2 separate regions of the Homo sapiens genome follow, and region 2 is linked to region 1. The links are chromatin contacts, found by Hi-C or POLR2A ChIA-PET in ENCODE. All regions are on one chromosome and are shown on one strand. The core of a region is the stretch at or near the end of the contact, and the rest is flanking DNA. Distances in the headings are between cores, read along the strand shown.

Evidence for each region. A loop is a pair of places that touch in the nucleus more often than their neighbours do. ChIA-PET counts read pairs that join two places held with the same protein, here RNA polymerase II (POLR2A). Pooled maps may share reads with other maps.
Region 2: a map of B cell shows a loop between it and region 1 (10-fold over the local background). The contact joins two enhancer-like sites. A Hi-C loop is called at or near these places in 2 of 168 maps with a recorded cell type or tissue (B cell and IMR-90), 7 of 37 single-sample maps with no recorded cell type and 7 of 50 pooled maps. POLR2A ChIA-PET finds 5 or more read pairs at or near these places in 5 of 52 experiments (B cell, H1, OCI-LY7 and 2 more).

Annotation. Positions count from the first base shown.
Region 1 is chr1:63,828,563-63,833,515 of GRCh38, reverse strand. The region is part of intron 1 of ROR1 (receptor tyrosine kinase like orphan receptor 1); the gene reads right to left. Among named protein-coding and RNA genes, the nearest start is that of ROR1, 57 kb to the right of the region's middle. Within about 2 kb of position 3,703, at least 6 of the 41 ENCODE cell types and tissues checked have a DNase peak (open chromatin) inside an H3K27ac peak, as active enhancers do; they include B cell, where a contact is called at or near this core.
Region 2 is chr1:63,890,982-63,895,934 of GRCh38, reverse strand. The region is part of intron 1 of ROR1 (receptor tyrosine kinase like orphan receptor 1); the gene reads right to left. Among named protein-coding and RNA genes, the nearest start is that of ROR1, 120 kb to the right of the region's middle. RefSeq lists a silencer at 2,625-2,794. Within about 2 kb of position 2,739, at least 15 of the 41 ENCODE cell types and tissues checked have a DNase peak (open chromatin) inside an H3K27ac peak, as active enhancers do; they include B cell, where a contact is called at or near this core.

The DNA of each region.
Region 1 (4,953 bases), core at 2,454-4,953:
CCTGGGAGCTTCCCCTTGTCACCCTGAAGACCCACAAAACAAAGCAATCCTTCTTCCAAGATGGCCCTCTAACTATTTAAAGATCATTCTCATGTCTTCTCCTTTTCTGGCTTGCTCTTTTCTGGACATACCTGGTTTGTCACTGTTAATACCCCAAGGGTGGTCTGACCAGCACACACTTAGAAAAGATAAAAGCACCAAAACCCTTCCACTCAGGCAGTCCATTTCACTTAACACTACTAATCAAAGCAGCTAAACATTGTAACTAGGGATCCCTGCCCCAACCCACAATTGTACTTAAGTGGATTAATATTAATAATAAAACAGCTACCTGTTACTGAGTGTCTGCTGTCTGCCAGGAATTGTGTTAGACAGAGTCAGTTCTGCTATAACACAACATATGAGTTCTGAGAAATCACCACACTATGCAAAATTGTGCAGTAAAAACAGCAGAGTTTATGGGAAAACAAGATTGGAACACACTACTACTTTCTTGTGGAAATGGGCATTGTAAGGGTTACAGCTTATGGGTTATTGTGAAGTGGTGGGTGGGGGGCTGGTTATCAGAAAATGGACAGAAAGTTGTAATGGCAGATGTGGATGAGTGTAACTCGAGTGTAACTCAACACACCTGGTGAACTGAGGAGCTGGTAGATGTTTCAGGTGTGTGTGTTTGTATATTGCCATGCATCTCACTTTAGCTGAGTGCCGTCTTCTGAGTCCACCTAGTACTTTTCGTGGATAAAACTGACTATGTAAGTAAACATAAAATTTGCATTATTCTCAAATTTTTCTGAATACATCAATCAGCTTTGAAAAAATGTGTGTGTTTTCAAAACAACTGTTATAGCAGCACTGACTGTGCTTTATCTCATTGAATCCTAGCAACACTGAAAAATCAGTAGTACTAATTCCATGTTCCAGAAAAGGAAACAGAGGTTCAGGGAAGTTAAGTGATTCCCAAAGCCACATCACTGGTTGATACGGTTTGGCTCTGTGTCCCCACCCAAATCTCATCTCGAATTGTAATCCCCACATGTCAAGGGAGGAGACTGCTTCTCCTTCACCTTCCACCATAATTGTAAGTTTCCTGAGGCCTCCCCACCCATGCAGAACTGTGAGTCAATTAAACCTCTTTTGCTTATACATTACCCAGTCTCAGGCAGTTCTTTATAACAGTGTGAAAACAGACTAACACAGAAAATTGGTCCTGATAGAAGTGGGGCATTGCTATAGAGATATCTGAAAATGTGGAAGTGATTTAGGAACTGGGTAACGGGCAGAGAATAAAAAAATTTGAAGGGCTCAGAAGAAGACAGGAAGATGTGGGAAAGTTTGGAACTTCCTAGAGACTTGTTTAATGATTTTTACCAAAATGCTCATTGTGATATGGACAATGAGGTCCAGTCTGAGGTGGTCTCAGGTGGAAATGAGGAACTTATTATGAACTGGAGCAAAGGTCACTCTTCCTATGCTTTAGCAAAGAGACCGGTGGCATTTTGCCCCTGCTCTAGAGATCTGTGTAACCTTAAACTTGAGAGAGATGGTTTGGATATCTGGCAGAAGAAATTTCCAAGCAGCAAAGCATTCAAGATGTGACCTGGCTTTTTCTGAAAGCATACAGTCATAGACATTCACAGACAGATGGTCTGAAATTGGGATTTATGTTTAAAAGGGAAGCAGAGTAGAAAAGTTTAGAACACCTGTAGCCTGACCATGTTGTAGAAAAGAAAAATCTATTTTCTGGGGAGAAATTCAAGCTACCAGCTGCAGAAATTTGCATAAATAAAGAGAAGCTGAATGTTGATAGCCAAGACAATGGGGAAAATGTCTCCAGGGCAATTCAGAGATCTTCATGGCAGCCCCTCCCATCACAGGCCCAGAGGCCTAGAAGGGAAAACTGGTTTTGTGGGCCAGGGGTCCCTCCTGCACTCCCTGTTCTGTGCAGCCTCAGGACATGGCACCTTGAGTCTCAGCCACTCCAGTTCCAGCCATGGCTAAAAGGGGCCAAAGTACAGCTCAGGCATTGCTTCAGAGGGTGGGAGCCCCAAGCCTTGGCAGCTTCCACCTGGTGTTGGGCCTGCGAGTGCACATAAGACAAAAGTTGAGCTTCAGAAGCCTTTGCCTAGATTTCAGAGGATCTATGGAAATGTCTGGATGTCCAGGAAGACGTCTGCTGCAGGAGTGGAGTCCTCATGGAGAACCTCTACTAGGGCAGGCAGAGGGGGAAAATGGAGTTGGAGCCCCCACACAGAGTCCCCACTGGGAAACTGCCTAGTAGAGCTGAGAGAAGAGGGCCACCAGCCTCTAGATCCCAGAATGGTAGATCCACTGGTAGCTTGCACTGTGCACCTGGAAAAGGTGCAGGCACTCAATGCCAGCCCATGAAAGCAGCTGTGTGTCAGGGGTGCTGTATCCTGCAGAGCCATAGGGGCAGAGCTTCCCAAGGCCTTGGGAGCCCACCTCTTGCATCAGCATGCCCTGGATGTGAGACATAGAGTCAAAGGAGATTATTTTGGAGCTTTAAGATTTAATGGCTGCCCTGCTGCGTTTTGGACTTGGTGCAGGGCCTGCAGCCCCTTTGTTTTGACCAATTTCTCCTATTCGGAATGGGAACATTTACCAAATTCCTGTATCCCCATTGTATCTTGGAAGTAATTAACTTGCTTGTGATTTTACAGGCTCATAGGTGGAAAGAACTTGCCTTGTCTCAGATGAGACTTTGGACTTGGACTTTTGGGTTAATGCTGGAATGAGTTAAGACTTTGGGGGACTGTTGGGAAGGCACGATTAGCTTTTAAATGTGAAAAAGACATGAGCTTTGAAAGGGGCCAGGAGTAAAATGATATGGTTTGGTTCTGTGTCCCCACCCAAATCTCATCCCAAATTGTAATCCCCACATGTCAAGGGAGGGACCTGGTGGGAGGTGATTGGATCATGGGGGTGCTTTCCCCCATGCTGTTCTCACGATAGTGGTTGTTTTAAACCAACAAGATCTGATGGTTTAAAAGTGGCACTTCTCTCTTAGCACTCTCTCTCTCCTCCTCTGCCATGTAAGACATGCCTCGCTTCCCCTTCACCTTCTGCCATGATTTTAAGTTTCCTGAGACCCCCCAGCCATGCAGAAGTCTGAGTCAATTAAACCTCTTTTGTGTTTATAAATTACCCAGTCTCGGGTAGTTCTTTATAGCAGTGTAAGGTGCAAAGCAAGAATATGGCCAAGGTCTACCCAGCCTCTTCTCCACCACCTTATGCCCTATTGTTACCACTTTCTTTTACTTTGGCAACCAGTGCTGGGTAGGAGGTACTGTGACACTCTCTGGGACTTAAAAGCAGATTCAAAACTGCTCTGACTCCTCCACTCCTGCTTTAATTGTCTGCCCCACAGTGGCGTAAAAGTTAATGCAAACATATATGTCTCTAGCGTTACCCATGTCCCTTCCCTCAAGTATGAGCTACGGCCTCAAAGATAATTAAGTTTTTATGAAGGTTTTTTTTTTTGGCCTCATTGCTATGATATTCACCAGTCAGATTCAAACAGAATTTAAGCTAATTTCATGGAGCTTAAGGATTTACTTTCTGGAAGGCCCTTTCACTGTTTTCACAACCTCCCTTCCTGGGAGCTTGTGTTCAAGTTCCTTGGCGAGGAAATAAGCTGTCTTACTCCATAAAATGACTGTTGAAAATGAAAGTCAGACCAAGTCACTCCTTTCTTGGAAGACTTCCATGGCTCCACACTGTCCTTAGGATCAAGTCCAAGCTCCCCAGCATGGCCTGCAAAGCGCTCCTTGATCTGTCCCCAGACTATATCACGAGCCACATCCCTATCCACTTATCTGTCCCCACACTGGATATTCCAGAAAGATTGAATTACTTTCAGTTCCACCAGTACTCTATGGTTCTGCACTTCCAGACTCTGTACATTATTCCTCCTACCTGCAATACTCTCCATGCCATCAATTACATCACACTCCCTTCGCCTGTTGAATGCCCATTCCATCCCCAGATCTCAGCTTCTATGTTCCTTCCTCCTGGAAGCCTTCCAGGGTCCTGTCCCCACATCTGAATTAGGAATCCCTCGTGACGGTGCTCCCATAGCACGCTGCACATTCCCTATCACACTATCCCTATCACCCGCATTCCCACTTTGGTGAAATTACTTATTTGTCCAATTATTAAGCTCTGTGAAGGCAGGAACTGCATCTGGTTGATTAAATGAATAAATAAGTGAATACATTTGCATAACACATAGCATAAAAGAGCTTTCATGTGCAACATCTCATCTGACCCACATATGCCATATGAAACAAATGGGGAATCAAACAAAGGATCCAAGGGAGCAAATGCATTAGCTATTACCACACAGCCAGTACGTGGCGGAACATCCAAGTAAATTATAGCAACTATGTTCTAGGCACTAGGTATACAGCAATAACCAAATCAGACAGAAACACCTGTCCTGGTGGAGCTCACATTCCCAAATAAATAAGTCAATATATCAGTACATCAATATATCAGTTTATCAGATGGCGATGATATGATGGAAAAATAAAGAAAGAAAGGAAGGAGATAGTTAGGGCCTCACTGAGATGGTATAATCTGAACAAAGACCCAGAAGAGGAGAGGGAGTGATCCCTGCTGGTCTGTGGTCTCCAAAGTGCTGAAGCAGGAGTAGCCTGGCAAGTTCAAGGAGGAGCAGCAAGGACAGGACAGCTGGAGAGGAACAGCTGCATCTTGGAGAGGAGAATAGTAGCTAATATTTCCTGAACACCTACTATGTGCCAGGGGAATAGAGTAAAAAACCAGAAAGACAAATTCTGTTTTTACAGACCTTACAATCTAGTTGCTTAGGTTTAAATATGCTGGAATCAAATAACATGCTCTGAAATAAACCATGCATGTAAAGGTCAGTTCACTCCTTAGCCTATCAGGAGGATGTTGATCAACTGAAAA
Region 2 (4,953 bases), core at 1,490-3,989, 63 kb before region 1:
GTTCTAATCTCACAGATGCCAACTCCAAGACACCACTGGGTATTATTTTCTGAGCACAAAACACTCAGTATCAAATCAAATAAAAAAGGCAAGACAAAATAGAAAGAAAATCATAGGGCACCTAGAATCAAGACGAAAAGAAAAAATTGTAAAATTTTTCAACAGTTATCAAAGAACATATCTATTTAACAGCTGGTAAATGTTCACGGTTAATGATCTCAACTCTGAGACTTGGTTCCTTCGTGGGAAAATGACAGGGAGAAGAGATTGACAGAGCACCTCAAAATTCACTATCAGCCCAGTCTGTGAATCAATGACTTCAAGAAAGGCTAATGATATGCCAGGTACCTAATCGAGATGTGTGAATATCAATTCTTGGCCTTCATCTTTTCTGTCTGGGAGACTAAACATGCCAAAACCTCACCCTGACTTCACACTACCTCCACTTCAAATTCCACCTTGGTCAACAGAGATCATCCTCTTTCTCAGGTCTAACCATCTTCTTCATGAAACCAAGATACATGGTTTATTTTCTTAAGTGAGTGTTAGCCTTTACCCACAGTTTCAAGCCCAGCAGTGTAGCCAAACTAAAGACAATACTATATCCCACTGTCTAACAGAGACAATGAAGAAAAATGCAGATAACTAGTATTTCTAAATCTGAGTAATAGTCCTGTGTTCAAAGAAGAACAAGAATATATTACAAGAATGCAACATTCTGTTAAATTGTCCAGTGACCTTTATTGGCCAACTATCCCGCCATTAAATGCCATCTCTATCTTGAGAGATTACAAAATTATATCTAAAAAGCTTGATAAACTTTTCTAAGCCCTGATCAAATCACATACTTACATAAAACACAAGCATGCCATAACTTTCTCCATGTCATGTGTCATCCAAATATGTTTTATAAAGAGCATTCTAAGATCTAAAAGCTCCTGTAATCCACGTCCAGGAGTTTTTCTAGACTGAGAGAAAACATGTGCTGTAGGATTTCCCACACCTCTGTCAAAGATTTGAAGGTCTTTAGTCTACTTGGCAAAATAAAGTACACTTAAGATGCATCACTCTTGCCAAAGAAAGGGTTTTGACCTTTTGGCCAAGCAGATTCCAACCTAATGGCCAACTCAAATGAAAACCAGTGTTTATTCTAACAATTTGTAGAATATTTGTAACTACCAGTTTCGTCTTTCTCACTTTGCCAACTCACTACCCAGTGCCCAGAAGGAGGGATTATGCATAAGGCAGTGGTTTTGGTGTATAAACAATAAAGAATCAAGTCCTTTTTGCTCTTCCTTCCTTATATTTCTCTTACCCACCTGTCCCAAAAACCTCCCCTGTGCTACAGGAGCCCCATCCTGAACATGATCAGTATAAACATCAGCTTCACAAAAATCAAGTGCACAAATGTAAGGTGTCTGTGGTGTGTGAAGATGATGGGAGGCTATATGTCTATGTATGAGGAATGCATTAATGAATGGGAAGGGTTTTTGCAGAGATCAATGCAATGGCATTTGATATCACCATCAAATTGCTTTCTCTTATAAACTTTTAGAATATAGTAGTCTCCCCCCTTATCTGTAGTTTTGGTTTCCATGGTTTTAGTTACCCAAGGTACCATGGTCTGAAAATATGGAATGGAAAATTGCAGAAATAATTCGTAAGTTTTAAATTATACACCATTCTCAGTAGCATAATGAAATCTTGGGCCATCCTGCTCCATCCTGCCCAGAATGTGAGTCACCCCTTTGTCCAGCATATTCCCACTTTCTATGCTACCTGCCCATGAGTCACTTAGTAGCTGTCTTGGTGATCAGATCGACTGCCACAATATCACGCACTTATGTTCAAGTAACCTTAATTTTACTTACTAAGAGTCCAAAAGCACAAGAGTAGTGATGCTGGCATTTGGATTTGCCAATAAACTATAAAGTGATAAGGTAAAAGATTGAAGTGAAAAGGTGAAAAAGATCTTGACTTAATGAGGAAAGAAAAAAATCGTATGCTGAGGTCACTAAGATCTACAGTAAAAATGAATCTTCTATGCATGAAATTGTAAAAAAGGAAAAAGAAATTCATGTTTAGTATATATAGAATTTGGTACTATCTGCAGTTTAGGCATCTACCAAGAATCCTGGAACATATTCCCAGGACACAGATAAGGGGGGACCACTGTATATCTCTTGACCCACTTTGTATAGCACCATCCAGAGATTACCGATACTTTTGATACCATTAATTGATGAAAAGACAGCTGCTTCGTTTCTTAGAAACACGGAAGCCTGTAAATGTAGCAAAGGCAACCAGAAAAAAAATAAGAGTCCATATGTCCACGCCCAGTCAGTAAACAACAAAATTAAGAAACCCACAAAAACCTTTTAACCTGGACATCATGAAGGATACTCTTGAAATGGTGTCATCAAAAATCAGCCTCTTTTCTATTCATATGGCATATTAGCAAGCACAGCAAACAAGTAAATAACCATCTTCAAGGCCAAATTTAATGAATTCTTTTTTTACCCCCCTCTTTTATCCCAGTCTCTATCTCTGCACTTCCAGGAGCTAGGTTTTCTCATGGCTGCTGCTCCTCTCCCACATGATGTAAGCAGAGAGCTGGAGAAACAGGGCCCTAAGCTGGGGACTGTGAGCAGCAAGCCTCTGACATCACTGGGTAGCAGGAAGTACCACAGGAGTCTGAGGTTTCACGCCTCACTGCCCTCTCAATACAAAAATCCTCCCAGTGACACTGTGCCCAGAAGATGTTTACTGCCTAAGCACACAGTCAATCTCCCCTCGAAGAAACATGCACAATCTCCCCTCGAAGAAACACAGTGGTAGACTGTGTCCACCACTCTAGAGACAGGGAAACCGCACCCTCTGCGGCTGACACCATAGAAATGAACTCATCTTTAAATCTGCCGTGCTGCTTTTTGCTTTCTTCTGCCAGCTGGTCCTTGGCAAAGCTACTTGATAAATCCAAACACATCAGTTTCACTGGCCACTGAAGGGCCTGTGCTTTTGGGAAACAGGCTTGCCATAAAGCTAGTCTTTGTGACGGCAGCTTCTGGTCTCTCCTGTCACCCCTATTGCCCTTCCCTGTTCTGTCTCTAGAAATCACAGACTGCATAGCTAGAAGGGCCTCAAGTCCTACTCCCTCCACTCTGCAGATGAGAAAGCCTAAGTTTAGAGAAGGTTGGCAACTTGTCCGAGTTTACAGGGCTCATTAGTGGTGGCAGAGCTTAGCCAAACCCAAGACTGCTGTCCAGTATGGACTTCCATAAGCATGGGTTTTACTGTAAGAAAAAAAATACTGGGTTTCAGTCCTCAGTGGCTAATCACTGGTTGGTGACCTAGGGCAAGTAACATTTATCTATCTGCCTTCTCAGGCTTTCACATCTGTAAAATAGACAATAAATATACAATAAACATAGTTACAGCTCACTACATGGATGTGAAACTGTGATACTTTCAAGTGTTTACAGGAATATGATTTGTGCTTTTTGTACAAATCATACCTTATAAACCACACTCAAGTCTCCTTAATGTGCTTAAAGACCCATGAAACCTCTGGGTCAGACAGATTCTTAACTCATCTTTTCAGATCCAATTTGTTATCATCTCCTTCAGAGCCTCCTCTGCCCTCCCAGATGCAGCGAAGTGCCCAGCTCCCCCGTACACATCTATCTTTGCACCATAGTATAACCGTTCCTTGTACCTTTTCCCCTATTCAATTGTGAGATTCAAGGAAATGAACTGTGTCTTAATCATAGTCCATTAATCTTTGCATTTCCAGCACCTAGCACTATTCATGGTCCATTAGAAGTGAATTAATGAATGCTTATTGAATTAAAGTAGAAGTGAATAAAATCACTAAGTAGTAGGGACAAACTAAAGGTGAATATACTTTCCTCCTTTGACTTGCTGAATTAGAGTTCTCCAGTGAACCAGAACCAAGAAGATATATATATGTAGAAATTCATTATGGGGGTTGGGTCATACAATCATGGAGGCTGAGCAATCCGACAATATGCCATCTCCAAAAGCCAAGTGAGAGAACCAGAAAGTCAGTGGTATAATGTAGTCTGAGTCCAAAGGTCTGAGAACCAGGATTAGGGTAGCACAGGTGTAAGTCCCAGCGTCCAAAGGCCCAAGAACTAGGATCTTTGATGTCCACAGACAGAAGAAGATAAGTGTCCTAGCTCAAGGTGACATCAAATTCACCCATCTTCCATCTTTCTGTTCTACCGGGCCCTCTGCAGATTGGATGATGCATACTCGAGGCATGAATATCTGAGGGCAGATATTCTGTACTCAGTCTACTGATTCAAATGCTAATTTCTTCTGGAAATCTTCACAGGCACACCCAGAAATAATGCTTTACCAGTTACCTGGGCCTCCCTTAGCCTAGTCAAGTTGACACCTAAAATTAACATCACACTTACCAATCCTGAAATGACATTCCTAGGCAACCGCTCACACCTGCAAGTCTTCCCATGAGGTGCATTTCCAGGCAACACACCTTCAACAGCTCTAAGTGCCTCAGACAAAGGAGTCCTCACCACCATCCTGTAGTCAGGAGGCATGAAATAATATTTCTGAAATATTTTCACATCCCTCTTTGACAGTCTCTAGGGTATTTCCAATTTACCACAACGAAAAGAGAAATACTTTTATTTTGCTGTTTCTTGTAACAACAGGGCCCTAATGATGCAAAGAGATGGAAACAATAATATAACCAATCAGGCATAGGAGAATTTCTTAGCAAACTGGAACTTGTGACTGCTGCAAATCTCAAGAACAGTGAGGGAATCAGCATTTTGTGTATTTGATTAGCAAAAGTAGTTTGACATGTGACATTCCCATACCTGACTCATGGTGAGCCCATGTGACATGTCCCAGATATGTCCCCAAGGGTCATGATGAACACCAGGCAGAAAAATATAGTTTTAAAAC